2 separate regions of the Homo sapiens genome follow, and region 1 is linked to region 2. Evidence: chromatin loops called from intact Hi-C (ENCODE). Cell type or tissue: endothelial cell of umbilical vein. All regions are shown on one strand. Each heading gives the region's core, and the rest is flanking DNA. Links, peaks and the distances in the headings are about the cores only.

Region 1 (2,920 bases), core at 243-2,742, 120 kb after region 2:
TGTCCAGGCATCCTTTCCTTACCACACTCTGTAGATCCACTCTTCACACCTGCCTAACTCAAAGGCCTATCCCTGTCTCTTGTAAGTGCTCTCCACATTTCACGACCTCTTTCTTTTGTCTTTCTTTTTGAGATGGAGTCTCACTCTGTCACCCAGGCTGGAGTGCAGTGGCACGATCTCCGCTCACCACAACCTCTGCCTCCTGGGTTCAAGAGATTCTCCTGCTTCAGCCTCCTGAGTAGCTGGGATTAGGGGCACAGCCACCACGCTTGAATAATGTTTGCATTTTTTGTAGAGATGGGGTTTCGCCATGTTAACCAGGCTGGTCTCAAACTCCTGACCTCAGGTGATCTGCCTACCTCGCCCTCCCAAAGTGCTGGGATTACAGGCGTGAGCCACCGCGCTTGGCCTCCCACCTCTTATTCATACCAGCCAGCTTCTCCCCTCCTTCATGGAAATTTCCATATTGAAACCTCTCCCTCATCCTGGCTATCATGCTCTGTAGGATACCCCAGCAATCTTCCTAGTATCAATTACTCCCTGCCCAGTTCTTCATTGTTCCTCTATAGCCCCCGTCACTTCCATTTGCTGTTTTAGTTGCTCACACATACCCTTGGGTTGTAGACCTCTGGAGGGCTAAAGTATCATTTTATTGACATAATGGTATGTTGCAAAGGGTTCTCGGATAGGGAGGCAGGCAACCAGAGTTCCTTTTAGGGCTTGGGCATGAGCTTGAGGGAACTGTGCAGATCCAGCTAAGTTCTCAAGGCCTCACTTGCCTTCCCTTTAAAATGTATGGTTTGGCCTAGATTTTCCTATACATCCTCAGAATAATCAATAATACCATGTGGATATTTCTTTTCTTTCCTTTTTAAAATTTTTGAAACAGGGTCTCACTCTGTCGCCCAGCCTAGAGTGCAGTGGCGTGATCATGGCTCATTGCTGCCTCAACCTCCTGGGCTCAAGCTATCTTCCTGTCTTAACCTCTTGAGTAGCTGGGACCACAAACACAGGCCAACACACCTGGCTATTTTTTTTTTTTTTTTTTTTTTTTTTTTTTAGAGACAGGGGTCTCACTTTGTTGCCCAGGCTGGTCTTGAACTCCTGGGCCTCAAGTGATCTCCCACCTTGGCTTCTGAAAGTGCTGGGATTACAGGTGTGAGCAACTGTGCTCAGCTAGGATGCAGATATTTCCATCCTGTACACGTGAGCTTTGAATAACTCTGTAAACCCCAAAGATCAGCCAAGGGTTTCCAGGTATTGTTGCTTGGGTGATGGGAAAGTGATGCAAATGAGAAAAAATGCATAATCATCATTTAAGCTACCATAATTGTCTTCCTACAAGTCTACTTCTTTACAGTGCAGAAAGGCTTGCCATTGTTTTAGGTCCATTATCTTCTCTGCCTGCCGAAATACTCCTCACACCTGGTCACTTTTACAAATATCCCATCTTTTCCGGAAGCAGCTGCAGTGTCTCTCTCCACCACTCCCCAGCATGGTTTGTTCCTACCTTCAGGTAATTATTGTGTTGGTCATATAGATGCATCTATTGCCTTCCAACCGGACTTACAGGTAGGGATTGTTGCCTTTTAACTCCCCCAGTGCTTTTGACTTGATCAGCACTCGATAATAAGTCAATTGATAAATGGATGATGTGATTATTTAAATTTTTCAGGTTATGGGTGCTGTTGGGTCTCCTCTTGGTCCTTTTCCATTCCTGTCTTCTCCTTACTGCTGCAATACCTTTTATCAAAGAGCGATGGATTTTTGAGAGATGGTAATAAATGGGAGGATCTGTAAAAGGAAAGTCAATTGATTTTCTACTATAGTTCCTTTGGGTGGTGTGTGGATGTGATTTGATAAGACCCTGAGATCACGGGATACTGAGATCACGGGATACTGTGCAGACTCGAATTGTGCTGCCCATTTAGCACTTAAAATCTAAGTGGGCCAGACTCATGGCAGTGTGGGCTCCTGAACTGGATTTCAGAACAGAAAAAAAGGATATTAGTGGATAAACTGGTGAAATTCGAATAAAATACCACTGCTAATGTCTTAGTTTTGACAAATGTACCATGGTTATGCAATGTTTTACCTTTAGGGGAAACTGGGTGAAGGGTACATGGAAATGTTATGTATTATTTTTGCAACTATTCTATAAATCTAAAATTATTCCAAAAGACAAAGGTTATTTTTAAAAAAGTGGGTGGGCCAGAGTGAAAATTTTCAGTTTGGCTAGCAGACTCTTGCTGCGTGAATATTCTCACATCTAGTTATATCCCAACAATTTGTAGAATAGGTTGAAAAAGAGAACTGCAGGGAAGTTTAAAAACTCTCCTGTAAAAGATTCATGAAAAGGCAGTAGAAAAAAAATAAAAGCAAAACAAACAAAAAACAAGACTGTGGGCAGCTGGTGGGGGAGGCCTAATATTAAAGGTGGGAAGCCAAGTGGCTGCTCAAAAGGTGGGTCAGTGCAGTGACCCTGGGCTCAAAATCAGGATACTGGCTACTTGTTTTAGCCCCAAGAACTTGAGCACATCACTTTGCCTGCATTTGCCCATCTTTGAAATGGTCTCACTGAGACTCACAAATAAAGATATATAAAATAAAATAATTCCTTACAAAAATCAAGTTTTCCTATTCTCCAAAATTTTGTCATTTTTTGCTCAAGAACAAAAGAGTTCCTCACTCGTGGGCTGGTTATGGTCAAAAACCTCAAAACAGCAAGTCTGATTCTGCATGAGCATTTTCACTTTGCACTTGGCAAGTTTCAGCTTCCTCTTAGAAGAATGTTCATGCCAATGCTAAAGCCATTTGACTTCTAAATATAGTGTAACAGATGTTAATAGGAACAGTATTATTTTCTGTTACACAAAGGGTCTTTCTTTAAAAGCCAGACACCAGCCCAGTTCTGGTTAGG
Region 2 (2,920 bases), core at 99-2,598:
TCCCACTACTCACATAGTTGAGTATCACCAGAACCTTTACTCCTCTTCCAGAAGGGTTGAGTTGAGGTTTGCATTTAGCCCATTCCTCATGCATCTGGTTGAACATTTGGTCACTGTTCAGAGAGAGTTGTACAGTGACTTCTCTCTCCCAGCCCTCCTGTTTCCTCAGATGGTTTAAGTAAGTGAGATCACCAGTAAGATTTGCAGCCCGAGTTCTGCTAAGAGGGTCTATCAGCGTGTGTCTTTGACACAAATCACTGCAGATATAAAAGAATAGAGATGGGAGAGTGGACTTTCAACTTTTCTTATCACTGGAAGTTTTTGAGGAAATGAATCTTTGGCAAAACCCAAATATGCAAAACAATAGAGCAGTATTATAGTAAAACAAATTTATTCCTTCAAAGCTTTGTCACTATTTACTCCCTATGAAGTCAGCCAAAGTGGCAATGGGAGAATGTCTAGAAACATAAACACTGTTAGTGTTTGAGTGAAGTTTGTAGATAGCAACGTAAGACTTATTCAGCATCCATGTGATGCTAATCACGTATTTTTAAAAATTCTGGAGCAGCAATTCAAATTTTAAAATGTGGACTTCAGACTATAACAAAAGATCTCAAGTCCATGCGGAGGAGAAAAATGACAAAGTTCCATACTTACAGCTGTCTTTCCGGGAAAGGTAAAAGAACCAAAATGTATTGGACTTGACAAAGTGCTAGGTAAACAAAGCCATGAGGATTAAGGTTTAGGCTCCAGTGATTAGTAGGGAAGTACAGGATAATAAGCACAGCAGGATGTCCCTCAAGGTGCTTCAGACTCCGGCTGTGTTTATTATCCCATATCAGTATGGAAATCTATGCCTGACTACATTTATGGTGTCATTTAGAACTTTAAAATAGGCACTTATTCTCAGAAAAGGGTTACTAAATTATTCACCCTGTAAGGTTTTCTTGATTAGCATAATTCCACCCATTATCTGCCTTATCAAGAATACCTTTCCACTGTAGGGCATGTGCTCCAGAGAGACGTTCAGGGGTACAATTTCATGGCGTCACGTCAATCCTGAGATACCCACCTTTCGCTAACTTGAAAATAAAATCCCCTTTTATAATTTGCAAAGTAAACTTCTCCAGGTTGACACTTTTCCTGTTGAGGAACACAGTGAGGGATAATCTGTATATTCTTCCCCTGGTTTTCTGCCAAATAGTTTACTTTTTTTATGACCTTTGATGTTAACTTTTTACTTTTCAAAAGGAGAATGCATGACTATCAATGGGCAGAGCCTTCATGTGGAATTTGGGATTTTTTTCATAAGTGCTAAGAAGGCTACGTAGAGAAGCAAGTGTGTGTTTAACTAGAAATGGGGTGATCAGAGGGAGAAAGGAGGCCATGGGGGTCTCATCACTTAACACTAATGGTGCCTCTTCCTGGGAGCTTTTGCGTACTCATGCCTTCATTTCTTTATGCTCATCCATGTCTCTTAAGCACGCCAAGAAGTTTCTGAGCCCACACTAGATGGCAGCATGGTTTACTGGTCATGTGGGCAGAGCCAAGGCCCCAGCAGCCTGAGCCCACATGATGCTCATCCTTGCTTTCTCTCTCTCTCTGTCCCTCTGTCTGTCTCTCTGTCTCTCTCTCTCTCTCACATGCACACACGCACACACACGCACACACACACACACACACACACACACATCTTCTAAAGGGTCCTAGCTTTTCCAATGTCATCTGCAACTCTATCTGGCAAAGTGGGTAAGAGTTGGAAAATCCCCCTGCAAATTGAAGCCATCCCTTCCACTGCACTGTCGGTTTGTCCAAACACTGAGAAAGGACTTTAACTTTGTGCAGCCCTGTTCCTAATCGCATCATCTGGATATCTGTGGTTTCACAAGGTGAATGAGGTCGCAGTTGCTTTATGTTTACTTTGTGAACACCAAAAAGGTCCTTTCGGTTCAGTCCACGCAATCTGCACTCTGTGTGTGTTTGAATCCAAATGCTTCTCTTTCAGAATTGAATATTCCATTTTAAAATGCCTTCCAGTTGCACCCAGGTTCAGCGTTCCTGTCTCAAAAGGAATGTGGAACGGGACCTCTACTCAGAAAGGGAGTGCCCATTGCAGTTTCAAGGGCTGAAGTAGGGGAATCTGACCATAGCATTTGAGAGCTGAATGGGAGCTTAGAGTACATCAAAGTCAGTCAATCTCATTTGACAGATAAGGAAACTGAGACCCAGAAATCTTGACTTGCCTAAGGCCACACAGCTCGTTAGAAACAAAGCCAGGACTGGAAAACTGGTTTCCTTATACTCTGTCCAAGGCCTTTCCCATTGCCCCAGTTGTGATTTATAGAAAGTCATAAATATAGAGCAGATGAAACCCCAGAGCCCTCAGAGCCCAGCTGGTTCACCCCCTGCCTACCCCACCCCCAACCAGCTCCATGAACCTCCATCCAGCCACGCTTGGACCCACCCATGTGCTCCATATCTCTGCCGCCAAAGTCCTCCTCCATGGCCAGGAAGGAGGAGGGATAAAGAGAAAGAGAGAATCGATATTCGTTGGGAAATTGGATTGCAGATACAGAAGTACTGAAATATTGCAGTACTTCCCTTGGCATTTCCTCTTGACCAGAGAAGGAAATACCAGAAATCTCATAAGCGAACCAATTTGGGCAATTTTTTTATACTCAGTATTCATACATTTCACATTTTTTTTCTCCAAACCTTTGAGTACTAATTCAAACCGTCCAGCCTCCAGGCCCCCTGGAGATTCACCTATCACTAAATATTGTTGATTTGCAAAACACACGGATTCTTTTTCTAGAACAGGCTCCGCTTTCATAGCTTTCTTCAGACGCTGAGCCTTTTCCCAATTAAGCGATGGCCCAGCTTCTCTCTGGTTAGGATTACAAACAAACACCACCACCCT

What was found. A loop is a pair of places that touch in the nucleus more often than their neighbours do. Peaks named below come from ENCODE experiments on the same cell type or tissue, not always from the same donor. Only the 100,000 strongest peaks of a DNase experiment are listed, where the experiment ranks them.
Region 1: a loop joins it to region 2, with 6 times the contacts of the local background. A loop is called at or near these places in 12 of 110 quality-filtered maps.

Annotation. Positions count from the first base shown.
Region 1 is chr18:55,217,924-55,220,843 of GRCh38, forward strand. No RefSeq gene overlaps it. Among named protein-coding and RNA genes, the nearest start is that of LINC01929, 95 kb to the left of the region's middle. In endothelial cell of umbilical vein, for the core only: no CTCF peak of the experiment used is centred there; a DNase peak (open chromatin) is centred at 1,538.
Region 2 is chr18:55,094,966-55,097,885 of GRCh38, forward strand. No RefSeq gene overlaps it. Among named protein-coding and RNA genes, the nearest start is that of LINC03035, 11 kb to the left of the region's middle. In endothelial cell of umbilical vein, for the core only: a CTCF peak has its summit at 1,501 (motif pointing right); a DNase peak (open chromatin) is centred at 1,516; H3K27ac peaks cover 674 bases; H3K27me3 peaks cover 53 bases.